Regions from separate parts of the Mus musculus genome. Here region 2 is linked to region 1. The links are chromatin loops, found by intact Hi-C in ENCODE. Cell type or tissue: gastrocnemius. All regions are shown on one strand. Links, peaks and the distances in the headings refer to the core of each region. The heading gives the core; the rest is flanking DNA. Region 1 overlaps Ctnnbl1 (catenin, beta like 1). Region 2 has its middle 38 kb from the start of Platr27.

Region 1 (5,373 bases), core at 274-5,273:
GAGAATCTCTACATATGCTGGAATTCACACGGAACAGGACAGGAGTTAAGTTTTAAAGCCTTCCACAGGGAGGTGAAAGTGACTGCCTTCTGCCCTGTGTGGCCCCTGCTGGGCATGGGTAGCAGGTTTCACCTTCAGATTCCAGAGGGAAAAAGCTGAGACATATATCACGTGACTACTGCAGCCCTTCAGTGGGTGAGTCCAGCATCCTTCCCTGGCGCAAGGCCTTTCCTTTAGTCTGTTCATTTTCAGCAAAAGTGTTTTTTCCTGAGTGCCAGGCTGCCCCGGATGAATAATATTTCTTCCTCTGAACCCCAAGAGGTAAGAGGTAAGAGGTATGACTATATCCACATTCCACATTGGAAGCTTAGGGCAGAGAGGCCCACACTCTGGCTCCAAGCCTGTGTTCCCTTTCATAGTGTAAAAGAGCATCATCTTAGTAGCATGGACCACTCCAGCATTAGCCACTGTCTTTAAGTTATATGGGAATTAGTGTAAACCAGGAACATTAAACATAGGGATTCTTGGCCTGCCTTTCTCCCAGTAAAGAAGATATTTAGAAATGAGAGGAGGGCCGGGATGTAGCCTGGCTGGAGAGTGGGTACCTCCCACCTCATGCTCCCGACACCCTTGGGTTTGCATCTCAGCCATCTCATCATGGTGGTATACACCTGCAACCCTACTGCTTGAGGGGTGGAGGCAGGGGACCAGAAACTGAGGACAATCCTTGGTTAGCTACAGAGTAGTTTAATACTAGGCTGGCACACATGGGACCGTGTGAAAGCATGGTGGGTGAGGGAGGAGAGACTAGAGCTAGATCAGAAGATTCCATATTCAGTTTGGGAGACAGAGTGAGAAGACACCCTGCTAGGCTTTGTTTTGCTCACTCTGTACACGAGGGCTGGGATAAAATCTTAGATGGTAATTGAGTGAATGGTGCACTGTAAGTGGAACAGATTGCAGTTCCCAGCAGCATAAGCCTGTCGGAGGGTTGCTAAAATAAACAGATTCATCGCCAAAGATACCAGAGAGGGGAATGTGGAACGTCAAGGTGCTATTACTGCAGGCTGGTGTGTTCTCTCTTTCAGCTGCATCTCCACTGTAAATGTTAATCTGGCTTTGGAAGCACAACCAAACCACCAGTTTCCCTTGCCTCTCTCTGGCACAAGCCCTTGGAGGGCTCTGATGGCATTTCTCATCTGCCCTGACAGGTAGTGAGCTAGCTGTCTCAGGCTGAGGGAAGGGGACCATCATAAAGAGGTGGCTGTGAACCCTTTACATGCAGCCCCAACTGGAAGTGGTAAATGGAGACAAGAGATGCAAATGTCCCCAAATAAAGCCCTTCCTCCAAATGCCTCTAAAATAGGGTGCAGATCTTAGAAGCCTGTCTTCTCAGCTGGGAAGCGGGAGGCTAGGAATCTGGGGTTCGGTGTGTGTGCATAAAAATCCACGGCTGGCTCTTAGGCCAGGGCCTGGTCATAAGGAGGAGGCTGATTACACAAGCACACTTGCATGTGCCAGGTTCCCACAAATGGCCTTGTCCCTCCTAGAACAAAGGGCACTTTCCACTCTGTGTGGCAAAGCTGGTACTTAACCTGGCTATACAGGGTTCCTTGGTTCTGTTGTGCCTCCTTTCCCCTAAAAAACAAACAAACAAAACCCCAAACACCCAACTGTTCATTTTTGCCAACAGGGAACAAGTATTGAGAGGCAGAGTTCCCACCATAGCAGGTATTATCAGAAAATGATGGTTCTATGGGGAGAAAGTACACGCAAACTCTACCAGTGAGGACTCCACTGGATTGGAGGACGGACGGACAAGCACGCAGGCCAGAGCCACTTGTGACAATAATTCTGACGAACAGCCTCTTAAGCCAGGGACTATCTGTGCTTAGGTTCCACTGCGCAAGATCAGTGCTCTTATACTCACTTTCGCCAGTAAGCAAAGCAGGGAGTTCAAGGGAGGCAGAGCCAGAACAGTGGCCAAGTCTCTCATCTGCATCCCGAGGCTGTGGTGCAGATGTGCTTAGTACCACGGCGAGGCTCTGGGCATCCTCAGGGATGGGTTTCTAAGAACTGAGGGAGACTACTACTGCAGCTGCTCTGTATGACAGGCACCACACACACACACACACACACACACACACACACACACACACACACACCTAATATCTGTCTACACACCCGAGCCCTGAAGGCTACTGAAGGGGCGGGCAGCCAGCTGCAGCAGAGGAGGGTGCGGAAGAGATGCTGCAGACATAACGGGCAAGTGTCCAGTGGGTGTTTCAGCCTTGGGTCTGAGATTCTTCTGCCTCGGTCTCCCAAGAGCTGAGATTATGGCTGTGCACTACCACACCTGGCTCTTGCAGATTTGAGAAAGTGAATCCAGAAGCAACAAGTGGCTTCTTCATGTAGTGATGGGCAAGGGATGTGGCAGGGCCTGGTTTAGGTTCACCTACAAGCGGATGGTATCACAACAACACTGGATTGACTGTGTGTGTGTGTGAGTGTGTGTGTGAGTGTTGGGAATGGTCTAAGCAAGTATGCACGTAGATACTCTCTGGGTAGGGTGAGGAAGACCCACAGGGCACACTCCTAGAGTAAGGAGCCTAGTTAGGTGGCTGCTGTGTGAAAGCAAAGGAAGTGATGAAGCCCGTGGCAGTGAGAAGGGCTGGGAGCCAATGCCGGTAGAGCTTGTCTGGTGGATGTGAGGCAGCAGATGGCTTCCAGGGTCTGACTGGTTACACTGGTGAATGGTCCTAGGGTGTTCCCACTCTGCGGACCCCATGGTTTGGGTTTGACTTAATGAGCCAGAGGAGCCTATAAGTGACATCCAGGTACACCGGACTGTGAGCCTACAGAGGTATGGGAGGGGGCACAGCCCTAACCCTTGCAAACCCGACAACAAGCCTGGGAGGTGGCGGAGAGGTGAGATGTTAGCTTCACTGAGTGAGCACTCAGTTTCAGAAAGGAAAAGCACTGTGCTCAGGGCCACGATGCTGTAAGGCAAGTGCAGGGGTGTGGATCCAGAACTCAGACCTACTGACTTCTTTTCCAGTAACTGATTGGAAATGACTGTCAGAGAAGCAGGAGGCACCAAAGGGGCCATGGCTGAAACAGTGGGTGTCCAAAGAGGGCAGTAGGAGACAGGAAAAGACACCCTCCCCACTAGCTTCTACTGGCAAACTCCCTGGCTGAGAAAGTCTGTGAGGTACTGGCTTAAAGATGGGCTGAGAGGAACTCTCAGCAGGATGCACTCTCTCTTTTTTAAAGCTTGCTTTGGAAGCTTCCAGCATAGTTAGTAGAACAGCAGAAACCAGATCTCCACCTGGCGCTCAGGGTCACGCACCCCACATGCTCATTCCACCCTTCACCCCCGTTCACCCATATCTTCAAGTGAGTTCTGGATGCTGAAGAAACAGCCAGTCTGCTTAAGATATCAAGTCCTGTGGATACTGTTTCATTACAGAGTCCATCTTTTTCTTTGCAGGATAAAGCCTAGAATGACTTAACTGTGGCAAAATTAGCATGCAATTTGTAAGTCATTACGGTGAGAAGTATGTGGTGAGAACACTTTATTGAATAAACCTGCTGAGTATAATTTTCCCAGGAACTAAGAAAGAAAAGCCTCTCTCTAAGGCTCTCCTCCCTCTTTCAGAAATCCCTGCCAGCACCTATCTAATTACGTCTTGCTTCTGAAGGCAGCTTCTGTACGCTGAACCCACAGGGATCCTGGTCTTTTCTGGGCTTCAGCCTGTTTGGGGAGCCCAGTGAAATCTGCTGAGACAAGCGCCCTGGATATTTACTGATCACGAGGGCTGCTGCTTGCTGGAAGAGTTGGAAACATTACACGGCCTTTAAAAGTTCAAATCTTGTTAACCAGGAGCCCCTGGGGTATGTCCAACTTCACTCTGGATCTCAAGGACACTGAGTACAGCCGGAACACACTGGGCACCAACCAGCCCAAGGCATGGACGGCGCTCTCTTCCAGTTATGTACTGCTGTAGTAATATACTATGAACTGAAAATGCTAAAATAATCTAGTGCTGGAGGAGTCCCATGCATGCTTCTAAGCATGTTTGTTTCCTTAGTGCAGACAGCTGCAGGACTGGGGATGTTGCTCCACAGGAGAGCATTTGCCCTGCATGTGTAAGGCCCTGGCTTCTATTCCTAACACTGCAAGCAACAAGACAAGACCCATCACCAACCAAACACTATGCTACTGCTGCAGTCACATTAGAATCTACTTGTGTGTACTTTCAAGTATTTTCAGTGAGAGGGGTTGTGTGGGGTTTTGTTGTTTTGTAAACTAAGCACTACCAGCAAAAATGAAAGTTCTGGAACAACGTGGAGGTAGGCAGATCCCTCCATCCTTAACACCCAGGGGGCAGACAACGAACTCCCTCAAGGAGCAGTGGTCCTTTCCTCAGGCTCAGGGTGAAAATCTTAAGAGGAGACCATGCTGGGGTGGTGATGGTGCACACCTTTAGTCCCAGTACTGGGGAGGCAGAGACAGGTGGATCTCTGAGTTTGAGGCCAGCCTGGCCTACAGAGTGAGTTCCAGGACAGTCAGGGCTACACAAAAAGAAACCCTGCCTCAGAAAAACCAAAACCAACCAACCACCACCACCAACAAAATGACAGGCACAGAGGAAGCAAACAAGCACACTGCCTACCAGCTATGAAGGGACGGGTTTTATGACTATTTCTCTGAGGTGGGCACATATTTAATGAGATCTGACCTTGTAGGAGGCACTAGCTCTAATACCCAAGGCAGGAAGACAGGGCTGGAGGTGTAGGGAAGGCAGAGAACCAACTGGGAGTTAACAGGGACCTCCCAGAGAAAAGGAAACAAAGGCTCTCTGCCTGTTCCTGGTGCTGGGTCAGGCGTTACTTGTTATACCACTACCTACCCAGTTTCTCCAAGCACAAAAATTCAAACACCTTAAAAACAAATGGGGAAAAATAGTCCGGGCCAGTGAGGCTATGTGTCCTGAGCAGAGAGTCAGGGAAAGGCCACCTCCCTGGTCCCCCCTCCTCTCCCAGGGTCTGGCAGTAGACTGAAAAACCCCATCCCTACTTGGTGTGCATGTGGAAGAGTCACAGAGTCACTGGGGTGGCTTGAGCTGCCCTCTGGGTCCCTGGCTCTCCCCAGCAGCACACACCACACTCAGGTTTCTAATTGGCACTTGGGCCTCTCGTCTTTGGCCAGTGCCTGGTCCAGCACTTGGCCCAGAACAGGAGTCTATCAACATTTGCCAAATGACTGGATTCTCTCCACTGAATCTTGGTCAAGTGCAAACCACATACAGAGAAATGGAGGTTTTCAGGGAAAGGTTAGGGTGAGAGACACTGAAAAGCCAATGTTTGACT
Region 2 (5,373 bases), core at 289-5,288, 240 kb after region 1:
ATTTGCGGGTAACTTTAAACCCCTTCACTAGTCCACTGGCCTCTCAGATTTTATATGCTCTTTCAGGTAACTTTAAATGAAATAACTCAAAATAGTTTCAGTTAAAAATTAAAATAATAGCCGGGTGTGGTGGTGCACGCCTTTAATCCCAGCACTCGGGAGGCAGAGGCAGGCGGATTTCTGAGTTCGAGGCCAGCCTGGTCTACAAAGTGAGCTCCAGGACAGCCAGAGCTATAAAGAGAAACCCTGTCTCGAAAAACAAACAAACAAACAAAAAATTAAAATAATGAAGGAACCTGTCTACCACCACATGGGGGGTGGGGCAGAAGACACCCAGAGGCCCATCCACTATAAGAGCCACTGCAGGGCTGGCGAGATGGCTCAGTGGTTAAGAGCGCTGACTGTTCTTCTGAAGGTCCTGAGTTCAAATCCCAGTAACCACATGGTGGCTCACAACCATCCGTAATGAAATCTGATGCCCTCTTCTGGAGTCTCTGAAGACAGCTACAGTGTACTTACATATAATAAATAAATAAATAAATCTTTTTAAAAAAAAAAAAAAGAGAGAGAGAGCCACTGCAGTTCGCAAGTGGTAGAGAGATGGGAGAGAGAGAAGCAGAGGGGTCTGAGCACCATGAGGAGAGGCAGAACTGGAGACATGAGGGTGCTGAGGAACAGCCTGAAGGGAGCAGCCTGTGTTGTCATCTGAGGCCACAGTGAAGTCGCTGCCCATGGTGCTACCAAGAGCCATGTCTGGGTCCATTGCCCTGCAGCAGCAAGGGTCTGTGTCAACATCTGTGGTCCATGTTACCATCAAAGGCCGAGTGCATAGTCCTGGTCTGGGTTGCCGCCCCTGGGCCATGTAGATGTACGAGGGGTGTGGGACGCTGAGCAGAGTTGGCTCCACCCCTCACTAGCCAGGTGGTTGCATGGGCAGGCCAATGCCCCTCGATGGGTGCAGCACTGGGGAGCTTTGATCCAGGGCCCACCCCAACATCTACTCCATCTATGAACTGCTGGAGCTCATGAAGGGGCTGGTCCTGCAGATCCAAAGTTGCAGAATCTCCATGACACAGGGCAAGAACAGAATATCTGAGAGGAGTCCGTGAGCATCCACTACTGATAGACTAGCAGAAGCCAGAGGCCTTGAGCCAGACCAAAGACTCATTGCAATGAACATTTGCAAGTAATGATATTTGGATAAAAGGTGTACTGTGGGACACCCTGCGGCTTCTACAGAGAGATGCTTTTGGTTGTTGCTTCTTTTACTTTTTAAAAAAATTTTTAGGCACACGCCTTTAATCCCAGCACTCGGGAGGCAGAGGGCAGGCGGATTTCTGAGTTCGAGGCCAGCCTGGTCTACAAAGTGAGTTTCAGGACAGCCAGGGCTATACAGAGAAACCCTGTCTCAGAAAACCAAAAAAGAAAAAGAAGAAAAAAAAGAAAAAAAGAAAAAGAAATTTCTTTTGGGTTGCAAGGGCAGAGGGTAGATATGAAGGGATGGGGAAATGAGTGAGATTGGGGTGCATAAAGTGAACTTCACAAAGAATCAATAAGAAGGTTTTTAAAAATTAAAATAATGTGAGAAAATGTTTCTGGGCCCCCAACCTTCTCCTATAACCACCTAGGCTAAGCCTCCCTCCCTGGAGACCACTGCAGAAATCCTGGCTGTTCTTGAGGGTCTGTCTCAAAGCAAACACATCAGGATCTGGACCATCTAAGGGCTGCTTCCTTCTGGAACAAAGAGCCTGGCATTTGGGAGAGAAAAGTCATGCTTTCCCAGCAAAAGTGGTTTCTTGGCATCGATGGGTGGAACTGCCTCATGGATGGATACCCCTTTCCACAGGACTAATTATAGATTTATTAATATTTATGGGCCTCTCGTCGCAGCCGATAGATCTTGTTCGAGGACATTAAGCCTTATCTCCGTCCCTCCAGGAAGGGGCATCGAAAGCCAGTTCTAATTGGGTAGCCGGCAATCAAGATAGAAGGGAAAAATGACAATAGCTTGCCTGTTGCCATATATTAAAATATGGTCCTCCCCTCTCAATGATTATCTGCAGAATTAATATCTTGCTAGTCCAGGTTTGGGCCCTAATAGCAGGAAACCGTATTAAATACTTTGCTAAGAGCAATCAGCTTTTTGATAAGGCTAATGGCTCTAGCCCTGGCTATTTCTCATGCTGAGCGGTCTGTTTCTAATCCAGCAGAAGCCTGGCCACTTTGTCCGTCTCGTTTGTCATTCAAAGTCAGCAACACTGGCGCCATCTCCTGGTCAGGCTCCCTGCTGCATCTTTCCATTCCCCATCCTGTCGCGGCCTGGAAGGCTTGCCCTGGGAATGAGGTGGCCATTGCATCTGCAGGAAGACGCGAGAGATGAATGCTGGTTCTCTATTTACTTTGTCTTTTCACTTAATCGAGGCTCCTAGCCGTAGAACGGTGCGGTGCGTGTTTAGGGTGGGTCTTCTCACCTCTGTTAAGACAGTCTAGAAAGTTCCTGAGAGTCGTTCCTGCAGATTTATTGCCATGGTGACTCTAAATCCTATCAAGCTGACAATGAAGGTTGCCATCAGCCATCACACGACCTCTCTGGGCTCAGTTTCTGCATCTGTAAAATGGGACTAGAAGTTGTCATCCTCTGCAGAACCCTGTGGTCCAGCCAGAGACGGACACAGTGTGACAGCTCTCAGAAGGGAAGCCTACGCGGGGCAGGTACCTGAGGTCCCAGATCTGGCCTGCACCGTGGCAGCGTCAATACCAGCAGCTGGGGCAGGGCAGCTGCCGGTGGCAGCAGGCAGTGACAACAGAGGCAGCAGGAGCATGAGTCCAGCCTGTCAGGAGGGTACAAGGACCAGCGATGAATGCTTCTGGGAAGAAAACCTTTTCCCCAAGTGTCACAGCTCAGTAAATCAGTCGCTCTCAGATGATTCTCGGTGAAATAGCCTGTGCGCTCTATTCCATGTGTACAGGGACTTTATAAACACTGAGGAGCAGGGTGGGATCCAGGGGTAGGGGTTTCCTATTGGCTCAAACTGAGATGCTAATGATGCTAACCTGCATGGGGAAGGACTTCAGATGTTTTCCCCCACATGGCTGATTGTCATGGTCATCTCAGTGGGTTGTCGTGGTTATGTGTCCCAGAGCACGTAGAGTTTGGCATGGAGTTGGCCCCACTCCTACCATTCTCAGTTCTGAGTTTCAGGGGGCTTGGGGCCACTCAGCCTGACCAGTTCTTCTGTCTGGTGGCAAGGTCTACTTGCCCACAAGAAGTCCCTGTAACTGCTGTTTTGAGCTTTAAATGAGACTATATGAGTAAGACAGGGTGCCCAGGCACAGGCAATGCCTACAGATCAGCTCATCTTTACTACACTCCCTGGCATCCTCCTGCCATTCAGAAACCTCTCTGCGGGTCTCCACCTGACCTTGTCTTGTGTTGTGGGTGCTTTTGTGTCTCCCCTCTGCCACCCTAGATTGGGCTCTAGATTCTCAGGGATCTAGATGTGCCCAGCTTTACCATTTCTCAAGGCCCTGGGTAGCTGACTTGAAACCTGACACAGTGAATGCCCAGATGTTGCCTCAGTGTGAGCATCATTCCAGATGTGTGACATTCACTGTGCTCCAGACCCCGTGGCAGGGCCCTTTACAGAGATTAATGCATAGTAACCAGGGATCAGCAAGAGTCCTCAGCCACCAGCCCAGGGAACTAGGCCGTGCTTCTGCTTCCCAGGTCTCAGGCAGCCCCATTGGGCACAGTGATGGCTTTCTTTCCCCCAAGGTGGAAACTGCTTCTTGCTGGGTCCCCACTCTGTCTAGGCTCTCCCCAAGAGTATCCCCCACCCTTAAAGTGACTACTGTGGTTCTCGTATAAGAATGATGGGTACTAGCCGGGCAGTGGTGATACAGGTCTTTAATCCCAGCAATTGGGAGGCAGAGGCAGGTGGATTTCTGAGTTCGAGGCCAGCTTGGTCTACAGAGTGAGTTCCAGGACAGCCAGGGCCATGCAGAGAAACCCTGTTTAAAAAAAAAAAAAAAAAAGAATGATGGGTATTGAGGTTCAGAGAGGGTGAGGTGACATGCTTGGTCACACAGCATATTAAGTTAAATTTCGAACCCAGATCCAGAGGCTCTGGTTTATTTGGGACTAGGGGTTTGGTAAGAAGGATGAGTCCGATCCAGCTCCTGCTGGACTGCCACCATGTCCTGACTTTTGTGCTCTCTTCCTGGGGCACCAGCACTCTGGCAGTCTGTTCCGTGGTAGCTGGCCCTTTACCTCGGGAGGCAGGCAGACCCACCCTAGCCTCTGCTTTTTAAGCTTCACTTCCAATCACCAGCTGGAATCTAATTTTAACAACTACAGAGTCCCCTTCCTAGGATCCAGATCCTGTACTGTCTAACTCTGACCCTGGTGCCCCTGGGTCTTAAAGCCCACCAGATCTCCCTCTTCAGGCTACAGACATCCGAGTTGAGAGGAAAAGGGTCCAATTCTCCCTCATGGGAACAATGTACGTGATAGAAGCCCTGTGGGGAGGGAGGGAAATGAAACGACCTCCTGGGTGAAGTAGGGCAGGAGGCCTGAAGCCTAGGCCCAGGCTCTGGAAATAGCGAGCTCACCAGTGAGCCAGTGGACGAGGCAGTGCCAACACTTGGCTGCAGGACCAGAGAACCCAAGCAGGCCAAGCAGTCTGTAGGTCTCCAACAAGGAACAGACAGATGTCCCGTAGACAATACGACCAGAATTAAATCTAGTGAAACAAACCCAGGGGCTAGGCCCTGCTCTCAAATGCACAGGGCCCTGCTCACCCTTCCATGTAGGCAGATCAATAGGCAGCATTGGTACAAGAACCCAGAGCCCAAGAAGAGCTGATTTCTCCTCCTGCCGCTGGCACCTGTCACCAAGACAGCTATGCAGTGGCTGCTGACAGGTACCACAGCCGTTCACCATCTCAGCAATGCTGACAGCTGCTCTGGCTGCCTCTCTTCAGGGAATATACTCATCTGAGACCAGACTGTCTCCACAGAGGCATCAACAAGGAAAAGGGGGCGGACCGCAGGTTGTCACTACACTGTACACCTGCCCATCTCCTCAGGCACCACCTGACGGGAGACTTTTAATCATCAGAGGGCCGTGGAGGGCCTCTGTAAGGATCTCTGACCTCAGTGACCTCAGCTCCTTCCCAAGTAAACCTTAAGCAGACCTGAGAGCCACCTATGCCCATATAACAAGTGTAGATATATGCTCTGTTGTGATCATAAAAAGATAAAGAGCTATAAGAATGTGTTCTATGGGGGTGTGGGGGGGTGCCACTGTCCTAGGGTTACCCACTGCCAAGCTTGCTAAGACAGCCATTATCCCAGCCCTTGGTGTTTCTCATC

The links. Hi-C counts contacts between places; a loop is a spot of excess contacts. Peaks named below come from ENCODE experiments on the same cell type or tissue, not always from the same donor. Only the 100,000 strongest peaks of a DNase experiment are listed, where the experiment ranks them.
Region 2: a loop joins it to region 1, with 14 times the contacts of the local background. A loop is called at or near these places in 3 of 42 quality-filtered maps.

Annotation. Positions count from the first base shown.
Region 1 is chr2:157,873,730-157,879,102 of GRCm38, reverse strand. The region is part of intron 13 of Ctnnbl1 (catenin, beta like 1); the gene reads right to left. Among named protein-coding and RNA genes, the nearest start is that of Vstm2l, 38 kb to the left of the region's middle. In gastrocnemius, for the core only: CTCF peaks have their summits at 3,125 and 4,150; a DNase peak (open chromatin) is centred at 5,205; H3K27ac peaks cover 2,571 bases.
Region 2 is chr2:157,632,746-157,638,118 of GRCm38, reverse strand. No RefSeq gene overlaps it. Among named protein-coding and RNA genes, the nearest start is that of Platr27, 38 kb to the right of the region's middle. In gastrocnemius, for the core only: a CTCF peak has its summit at 2,273 (motif pointing left); DNase peaks (open chromatin) are centred at 2,265 and 4,634; H3K27ac peaks cover 421 bases.